Regions from separate parts of the Homo sapiens genome. Here region 2 is linked to region 1. Evidence: chromatin loops called from intact Hi-C (ENCODE). Cell type or tissue: psoas muscle. All regions are shown on one strand.

Region 1 (5,000 bases):
CAGGTGCTGGGCGAGTTAGGTGAGCCTGCCTCAGGCCCTGCAACACGTCTCACTTGGAACCCCTGTCCAAGGCCATGGTCTACACCTGCACTGCCTGTCATCACAGCGAGGCCCCTTTCCTCTTTGGAGTATGTCTTCTCTGTGAGGGGAGATTGGTGCCCGTTGGATTGCTGCAGCATCCCTAGCACCTCGCACACAGTAGGTGCACAATACGTATTTGCCAAGAGGATAAATGAGTGAACAGAAAGATCTGGAGTGAAAATGGACAGTCTGAGGAGAGCGTCTGGCAGAAGCTTGTTTGACAAGAACATCACTTAGGGAGGCATTGGGTTCAGCGTTCAAGATTGTCATGTCACCTTGAATCCTCAGACCTGCCCTTGGTGCCACTGTACTGGTTCCAAGATCTGCGTCCAAGAAAGGTGAGGTCCTCTGCCCAAGACTGGCTGGCTTTTAACACACAGCTGGTCCTCAGCCTCAGCCTGTGACCCCACCTGCCTTGGAGCTCAGCGGAGTCTTCTGATGGAGATGGGAGACAAATACAGCGAGAGTGGTCCGGAACGTGGGCACCTCTCTACTCATGCTCATGGCTACCTTGTCTGTTTCCTTGGATGGACTGGCTCGGAAACACAGGTGGCATGAGAGAGGCGGCAGGACTGGAGGAGCCACGCTGCCTGGGGCCCTCCCCTGTGGCCGGTCCAGGGAGGAATAGCTCCAGGAGGGAGCCTCGTGGTGGCAGCTGAGGGCCAAATGAGCAGGTCAGTTCTTCGAGCACGTGTGACTATTGGAACAGAGCAACGACCTAAGGTTTAAGCCTTAAAAAGGGCATTGAAGTTAAGGGACTAGACACAGCAGCCCAAGAAGGGACCTGTTATCCACGGCACCACTCACCGTCCGGCTGACCGAGTAATGTTTGGAGACAAGAGAGGTCCCCAAGTGGGGAGGGTGTGGGTGGGACCAGGGCTCCCCAGCCTGTCCCTGCCCTCTCCATCCGACCTGGCTCTTCCCAAACCCCTGTTCCCCCAAATATGCCATCCTGATGCCCGCATGTGATACGCCGGCTCTCCATCTGCCTCTGGAGCAGTACTGGAGCAGAGCTCAGGGGGAGTCTGTCCTGTTCCTCTGCACACAGCACCCCAAGACTTTGCAGGGAAAACTTGTCACAAGGCTCAGATTCCCGTCCCCTCTCGGGCTCAGATTCCTGATCCAGGAACCCGCATTTGTTAAACGTGTGTGGTCACGACATAGGGACTATAATTTTTTTTCTTTTTTCTTTCTTTCTTTTTTTTTTTTTTTTTTTTGAGACGGGGTCTCCCTCTGTCGCCCAGCCTGGAGTGCAATGATGTGATCTCCGCTCAGAACAACCTCCGCCTCCGGGGCTCAGGTGATTCTCCTGCCTCAGCCTCCCGAGTAGCTGGGATTACAGGCTCCCGCCACCACGCCCGGCTAATTTTTGTGTTTTTGGTAGAGACACGGTTTATTCATATTGGCCAGGCTTGTCTCGAACTCCTGACCTCAGGTGATCCACACGGCTCGGCCCCTCAAAGTGCTGGGATTACAGGCGTGAGCCGCTGCGCCCGGCCGGGACTATACTTTTTTTAGAGTCCTTATTTTATAGAGTTCGGAACTGAGATATTTTCAGATGCAATGATGGATCGTCTGGGATTTGCTTTTAGAGAGAAACAGGCGGCGGGGCTCCGCTGGAGGTGTAAGAGAACCTGGACTGGCTTCTTCGTTACATCCGGTCTGCTTTTGAATGTATTTGAATTCTTTTGGAAACCATTTCCCGCCCCTCGGAGACTCTGAGGGAGGGGCGGGAGACCCAGGACCCTGGCCGGGTTGGGTTTGGCGTTGGCTGGCGGGCACCGGGGCTGGCAGGCGCAGGGGCTGCGGCTGGGCGGGCTCTGGCGCCACCTGGCGGCCGTCGCGGGACCGACGCCCCTTGGAGCGCCCCCGGGCCCGCGGAATCAGCCGCTGAGCAGCAGCCGGGAAGGGGCGAGGGAGCCCCACTCCATGCCAGGCACTGGCTCACGCCTGCTGCCCTGACCCTGGAGGCCCCTTCAGCGCAGCACCCCAGCCAACTGCGCTCTCCCAGGGTCCACCTCGGATTCTCACCCCCTACTCCCGTCAGAGGCCACTTGGCCCCGACAGTCCTCTGTGTGGATGACAGGTCACGACTTGACGATGGCGGGGTCCTCCTGCTGGGTGGGAGTGGGCGCGCCTGCGCGTACGGCACGGCCAAGCAACTCGCTAGGGCCCTGCTTTTTGTAATTTCAACCAAGTTACACCGTTTCAACAAGAGCTTTGTGTAGTAAGTTTCTTTCTTTCTTTCTTTCTATCTTTTTTTTTTTGAGGCAGAGTCTCGCTCTGTCGCCCAGGCTGGAGTGCAGTGGCGCGATCTCGGCTCACTGCAACCTCCAGCTCCTGGGTTCAAATGATTCTCCTGCCTCAGCCTCCCGAGTAGCTGGGATTACAGGCGCGCACCACCACGCCCAACTAATTTTTGTATTTTTAGTAGAGACGGGGTTTCGCCATATTGGCCAGGCTGGCCTCAAACTCCTGACCTCAGGTGATCTGCCCGCCTCAGCTTCCCAAAGTGCTGGGATTACAGGCGTGAGCCACTGCACCCGCCTTTTTTTTTTTTTTTTATATGAAGGACACCCGGCAGTGGCTCTCAGTGGGTCCCGGTGCTGGCGGGAGCGTGGGGGGAGCAGGCTCTGTCTGCGTGCGTCTTTTAGGGGTCCTAGGGCTGACTCCACCTGAGAACCCCGTCCGGGGCTGTGTTAAGCACCTTTTGTAGAACTGTATTTTTATTAAAACATCAAGGCCGGGCGCAGTGGCTCATGCCTGTAATCTCACCACTTTGGGAGGCCAAGGCGGGCGGATCACGAGGTTAGGAGATCGAGACTATCCTGGCTAACACGGTAAAACCCGTCTCTACTAAAAATACGAAAAATTAGCCCGGCTTGGTGGCAAGTGCCTGTAGTTCCAGCTACTCGGGAGGCTGAAGCAGGAGAATGGCGTGAACCCAGGAGGCGGAGCTTGCAGTGAGCTGAGATCGCGCCACTGCACTCCAGCCCGGGCGACAGACAGAGCGAGACTCCGTCTCAAAAAAAAAAAAAAAAAAAAATCAAATCCGTGTTCCTGTAAAACAAACAAACAAACAAACAAAAAGTTACACAGTTTAGAATCACGCTGTTACAGGAGATGTCTGAAAAAAAGCAGTTCCCACCTCCCACTTCCTGTCCTCCACAGCGGGGCTCTTAGCTCTTCCAGCTGATTCTCTTCTGTTTTGCCTCCATGTCTCTAAACAACAGATTTCCATCGTTAGCGTTTCCTACTGGCTACGGAAGAGGAGGACTTAACTCCTCCTCACACCCACCCCACCCCTCCTACCTCCTCATCCGCCACTGAATTCTTACCTTGGGTCAGATGGATGTTGATGGGTTAGGTAACTACTGTTCACAAATGAGCGGTGGACTATATATTAGGACTATTTTTCCTTTCTGCCACCTTTTTCTTTTCTCTGGATTTACTGATTGTCTTGAACTTCCTTTCACTTAGTTCTCCAGATGTTTATGGCTATTTTATCACCAAATTCTTCCCCAGCTGTGTAACTCTCCTTTTGATAAATTCCTGTCCGATAGTCTGTTCATTTCAGTGTTTTGAAGAACTCTTTCCCGGGGCTTCTGCCCTGCAGCCCAGAGAGGCCCTTGCCTCCCTCTTGGTTGGCCGACCCTGGTTCCTGGATCGTTTTTCTTGTTTCTTCCTTTATTCTCCCATTTTAATTGAGTACGTCCTTCCATAGCTTCCTGAAAAAAGATGCTTGAGAGGTAAAGTTTTGAGAGCTTGTATATCTGACCCTGTTTTTATTTTACCGTAACACTTGCTTGGTAGCTTAGCTGGGTATGTAATTGTTATCCGGGTATCAGTTTCCCTCAGTTTTGGTTTTTGATTTTAGAGACAAGATCTCACTCTGTTGCCCAGGATGGAGTGCAGTGTTGCTCACAGCTTTGCAATCTTGAACTCCTGGGCTCAAGCAGTCCTCCCACCTCAGCCTCCCAAGAAGCTGGGACCACAGGTGTGCACCAGCACACCTGGCTAATTTTCTAAACTTTTTTTTTTTTTTTTTTTTTTTTTGAGATTGGGTGCCTTACTTTGCTTCCCAAGCCAGTCTTGAACTCCTGGCTTCAAGTGATCCTCCCACCTTGGCCTCCCAAAGTGTTGGGATTACAGGCATGAGCCACTTCACCCAGCCCCCTCAGAGTGTTGAAGGCATGGCTACCTTCTAGTGTTGTAGATGAGAAGTCTGAGGCCACTCTTATCCTTCAGCCTTCCTATTACATCTATCTATATGTAGGATTGGAAGCTTGTAGAGTCTTCTCTGTGCCCTCAATATCCCCAGAGTTCATGACAGTGTGCTTTGAATGGGCCTAATTTTACATTGTACAGAGTATTTGGGGCATTCTTTCAATATGTATTTCATAACTTTCAACTCTGAGAATTCAGGAGAGAAATTAGAAGTAGAAGATAAATCCAGGATGTCCAAGTTGGAGTTTTGGGAAAACGAGTATATAATAGGAAGGAAGTTATTTGTAAACATACATGAAAATTTCCCAGAACTGAATATCCTGTCTGCAGATTGAAAACTCTGGTAGCATTTAACACGGTGAGTGAAATGACACCCACAGCAAGGCACGTGGTGGTGGCATTTTGTGGTTTGTATGTTTGAAGCTGTGTTTAAATATCACATAGAATATGATTTGAACTTCAATATACAGTCCAGGCAATAAGTATTGTGGCTGAGATGGAGGAGAAGTTGATACTGTTTGGCTGCATCAAGATACATTCAGGAGTGCTGGGCGCAGTGGCTCACACCTATAATCCCGACACTTGAGGAGGTCAAGGCAGGCGGATCCCTTGAGCCCAGGAGTTCGAGACAAGCCTGGGCATCATGGTGAAATCTTGTCTCTACAAAAAAAAAAAAAAAATTAGTGTGCATC
Region 2 (5,000 bases), 130 kb before region 1:
CATGCCTGTAATTCCAGCTACTTGGGAGGCTGAGGCAGGAGATCGCGTGAACCTGGGAGGTGGGTTGCAGTGAGCCGAGATCGCACCACTGCACTCCAGCATGGGCAACAAGAGGGAAACTCCATCTCAAAAAATAAATAAATAAAATAACCCTCTGATCTTGAAGATATATGTCGCCTAGTTCATGCCAAGAGCTTATTGCTTAGAACTATACTCAGTAAAGTGGATTCTCTACTCAAGCTGGCACAGGAAGTACCTACTTTTTTTTTTTTTTTGAGATGGAGTCTCGCTCTGTTGCCCAGCCTGGAGTGTAGTGGCATGATCTTGGCTCACTGTAACCTCCTCCTTCCGGATTCAAGTGATTCTCTTGCCTCAGCCTCCCAAGTAGCTCTGATTACAGGCGCCTGCCACCATGCCCGGCTAATTTTTGTGTTTTTAGTAGAGACAGGGTTTCACCACGTTGGCCAGGCTGATCTCGAACTCCTGACCTCATGATCTGCCTGCCTCGGCCTCCCAAAGTGCTGGGATTATAGGCATGAGCCACTGCGCCTGGCCAGGAAGTACATACTTAAAACTTAGTGCCAACAAATCCCAGTGGGCCACCAATTCTGAACAGAGGCAGGTGAGACCTTAAGTACTTCTACTGACCTGGTGTGGTTTGTGTTTGTTAGATACTGTATTTCATAACCCATTTATATCCTCTATCTGTTCCCTTGCCATGCTAGAGATACGAAGTGTGACTTCTGTGAAGTCCTTGACATTCCGTAACATTGGCATACATAGTGGCAACTGCAGCAACCCATTTCCTTTCCCTGCCCTTTCATAGAACATAGAACTGAGGCCACATGGTAAATGGAAAGAAGCACTGGCTAAAGGAAAAAGACCTGGAATCAAATTCCTCTTCTGACCCCTCACTGGGCCCTGTGACCTTGACCCCTCTTTGACATCTCCATCTGTGAGGGAGAGTGATTAATATCTACTCTGGCTGGGTACAATGATTTATGTCTGTAATCCCGACACTTTGGGAGGCCCAGGTGAGAGAACCACTTGAGACCAGGAGTTCAAGCCCAGCCTGGGCAACATAGTGAGATCCCGTCTCTATAAAAAAAAATTTAAAAATTGGCCAGGCATGGTGGCACATGCCTGTAGTCCTAACTACTCAGGAGGCTGAGGTGGGAGGATCACTTGAGCCGGGGAGGTTGAGGCTTCAGTGCGCAGAGATTGTGCCACTGCACTCTAGCCTGGGTGACGGAGCAGGACCCTGTCTTACAAATAAGAACAACAAGGGCTGGGCGTGGTGGCTCACGCCTGTAACCCCAGCACTTTGGGAGGCTGAGGCGGGTGGATCACGAGGTGAGGAGATCCAGACCATCCTGGCTAACACGGTGAAACCCCGTCTCTACTAAATATACAAAAAATTAGCCAGGCGTGGTGGCAGGCACCTGTAGTACTAGCTACTGGGCAGGCTGAGGCGGGAGAATGGTGTGAACCCAGAGGGCGGAGCTTGCAGTGAGCAGAGATCACACCACTGCACTCCAGCCTGGGCGACAGAGTCAGACTCCGTCTCAAAAAAAAAAACTTTGTCTAGTCAAAAAGCAAGGGCAAGAGTCAATTGAATATGAAAAAACACCTTCCAAAACGAGTTCTTCCTGCACTAAATAGACAAAGAGTAGAGTGGCGAAGAAAGGAAGGGGACTCATTTTCCCTGAAATCCAGAGCACTCCAAAAACTACTTCACTCTCTCATCAGTATCAAGTACAGACCTTACCTCTGTCAAATCTGAACAGAGCTAGTTCCTTTCTTTACCAGCAAAAAACTATGATTCTCCTACTGAATTCCTGAACAGACGCATTATGGGCAAGTACCTGGTCTCATTGTCCGAAACAGAATTCTGAAAGTGCTGCTTTGTCCATATTCTCTGACATTTGGGAAATGCTCCTACAGAGGAATTTTATCTTTAATCTACCCTCTGTGCCCACCGCGGCCTCATCATCTGGCCTGACCTGTGTTGCCAACCAGCACCAAGGATGCTAAGAAAAAAACAAAGTATTCAAGTCAAAGACCACAAATCTATACCTCCAATCCACTCATTGGCCAGAGAAAGTCCTCTCATGGTGGGCAGCGTCGGGCCTGGCCGCGGGTGCCCTCTGGTGGCAGCAGCGCACAACTGCGGGCACGGCGAAGGAGGTGCGGGGTGCTGCAGCGCCCCCTGGCGACAGTCCAGGAGACGCGCCGAGGGCAAAGAAACCACTAACGGAGCATCCAAGGGCGAGCGCGCGGGACGCCTCTAGATGCTTAACTGTGAATGCACTGTTTGGGGACGGGGGGTTGTACGTGAGTGTCTTAACGTCTAGTGTGCGTGAGTGTAGGGTTAAGTATGTTTAGTGTGCCCCGGTACCCGAACCCTGTATTTCTGTTGTGTTAAATGTGTACAGTATGTATGAGCCCGCGCGTTCACACGCGGGTAGGTTGGTGGTGGGGAGGTCCGCGCCTCAGTGCAGGGCGGAGTCCTCACGGAGGCGTGAAATTGGTTTGGAGCAAACACATTACGAAAAGCAATTACCAGGGAGAGGTTCTGGGCCCGCGGGACCAACAGCCAGGAGGCTGGGGAGGGAGCGCCCTGGCTCGCAAGAGTCTGAATGTCTAACCCCAGTGAGGACCCTCCTGACATTGCCCGCTAAGGGGACAATATGTGAAGTTGTGCACAGCCCCTTCACAGCCACCACTCCACATCGCCTTTCTTCCCTTCCCCGTCCTTAAAAAGGCATCCCATGATCGCAGGCTCTCCAGATGTGGCCAGAAATCCTCCCCCATCTTCCTATCACTTTAGAGGAGGGTCCTTCTTCTGGGACGCCCTCCCAGATCTCAACCCCATTCCTCACCCTCCTCTTCATGCCCCCAGCTCCTGCTCCCACGTTTATCTTGCATTCATCCTATTGCCCCTTGTATTCTAACTGGTTGTTCACACCCTTGTTTCTCAGACTAGACTGAAGATTCACTGAGGGCAGGAGCGTGTCTCGTTCCCAGCAGGGCATGAAGCACCTAAAACCTGGGGACCCGGAAGCACACAGTGAACCAAGTGGGTGCGATCAAATAGAATTTCCATCAAAATCCACCAGCAGGACTCTCTCGGGCAAGTCATCTGCGGGAGTCGGGATTCCCTGGGAGCAGAGCTCCAAACTCTTTCCCGCACCAGCGAGCCCGCACTCGCATGATACCCAGACCTGCGCTCGACCTGGCCCCAGATCCCCGTGCCAAGGGCCACAGCCTCTGAGATGCTTCCTAGGCGGCTCCAGTGCCATCTCCCCAGCAACGGCCTTCTGCTTCCCGTTACTTCCTCGTCTTCCCCATCTTAGCATCTGGCACCACCGTCCAGGGGTCCAAGCCAAAAACCTGCGAGTCGCCCTAGACAGCGCTATTCTGCAGCCCCCTACATCCCCCCCAGCGGCGGCCCCCCAGTTCTTCCCAGGGATCCCGAATCTCGCCCGCCGCGACCACCTCTGGCCTGGACCACCGCCGCAGGTGCCCCCCGACCCACGCCCGCAGCCAGGACGGTCCGTCCTGCCACTCCTACTGATCTGCTCTACTCAGGTCTCAGGCTAAATGTCACCTCCTCAGAGAGCAGGTTTCCCTGTCACCGACTGCCAACCCCCCATCCCGCACGTCTCTCCCCGGGCTCGGCAGCACCTGCCGCTTCCTCCTGTGCGCCGCGCTCCGGCTACCCCGCGCAAGCGGACCCTGGTGGGGGCCTGGAGGGCAGTCCTTGCCCCCGTGCGGCGGTGCCTGAACGCAGCAGGCCCTGGAACGGCTGCGGAACAAACCATCGAGCACTAGGGCGTCCCCCGGGACCCCCACCCGAGCCGCGGTCTCCACGGGGCGCCCCGCAGGCCCTCGACAGGAGTGGGCCTCGCGCACCAGGTTCCCGCCCATGTCTTGGGGCAGCCGCTTCCTGCCCGCGAGGTGGGGCCTGTGCGGTCGGGGTCCGCCTGGGGTTTCCACAGCGAGGAGCCTCCACCGCTTGCCCACCCGCACCCGCGTCCCAGAGCCGCGCCCTAGTACCTGAAGCCAGACAGACCGGTCAGCCCAAGGTCCGTGAGGCCAGGGTGGGAATCCGGGCCCCCTCACTTCCTCTCCGCTTCTCCTCAGCCGCCTCTCAACGCCTAACCCGGCTTCGGGCTCTGGTCCGCGCGGCCTAAAGCCTCGCGACCTCCAGGCCTCGCCCCCTGCCGCCTCGCGCCCTCCAGGCCCCAACCCCTGTCCCTTCGCGCCCTCCTGGCCCCGCCCTTCGTCGCCTCGCTAGTGCCGGTTGGCGGGAAAGTCGCGAGCTCCAGCGCTTGCGCACTCCGCCGCCTGGGGGAACTCTGTCCAGCGACCCTTGACGTCAGGGATCACGGTGCACTTGATTGGCTGCTCTGTCCCGACCACCTGCCCTTCGCCTGTGGTTGCAGGCAGCTCCCGACTGCTGGGGCCTCTGGCAGGTTCTGAAAATCCTGATACTGCAATGACCCTCAGGGACTCTCCTCCCTCTCTTTTTACAGATGCAGAAACGTGATCCCAGAGAGGGAAGAGACTTACGTTCCACAAGTTAATGGCAGAGTTAAGACCAGAACCTGTGTCATGGAACTTTCAACTCAGCGCTCTTGCGGCCAGAGCTAAATTTAAGGAAGGAGCAGATAAAAGAGGCAGGAACCAGGCATGCTTCTGGTGCTCCCTGACCTACCGTGTCAGGCAATAGGCAGAACTGGTTCTGTTTTTCTAAACCTGGGCCTTTCGCTGTCACCTGAGCCATGGTTACCCTCTGCGATCGGCCACCCCACATGCCCCTCCTTCCGGGTGGCTCTCCTGCCTCCTCACCTTCCTACCCCAAGGGTTCCTGTGCCTTCCTGCCCAACTCTCTGCACTGCCTCCATGTGCACCCTGCACCTCCTTTAGGCCTTTTCAAACGCGTTCTCACCTGGCGGTCATTCTGTCATTTCATGGAGCTGGCAAGCCTGGGACCC

Evidence for each region. Hi-C counts contacts between places; a loop is a spot of excess contacts. Peaks named below come from ENCODE experiments on the same cell type or tissue, not always from the same donor. Only the 100,000 strongest peaks of a DNase experiment are listed, where the experiment ranks them.
Region 2: a loop joins it to region 1, with 2.7 times the contacts of the local background. A loop is called at or near these places in 48 of 110 quality-filtered maps.

What each region holds. Positions count from the first base shown.
Region 1 is chr7:151,301,710-151,306,709 of GRCh38, forward strand. No RefSeq gene overlaps it. Among named protein-coding and RNA genes, the nearest start is that of NUB1, 38 kb to the right of the region's middle. RefSeq lists an enhancer at 1,625-2,483 and a silencer at 1,825-1,994. In psoas muscle, CTCF peaks have their summits at 1,908 (motif pointing left) and 2,110; a DNase peak (open chromatin) is centred at 1,902; H3K4me3 peaks cover 906 bases; H3K27me3 peaks cover 1,851 bases.
Region 2 is chr7:151,170,557-151,175,556 of GRCh38, forward strand. No RefSeq gene overlaps it. Among named protein-coding and RNA genes, the nearest start is that of GBX1, 5.4 kb to the left of the region's middle. RefSeq lists a silencer at 4,206-4,500 and an enhancer at 4,206-4,500. In psoas muscle, a CTCF peak has its summit at 2,181 (motif pointing left); DNase peaks (open chromatin) are centred at 2,185, 3,375, 3,585 and 4,345.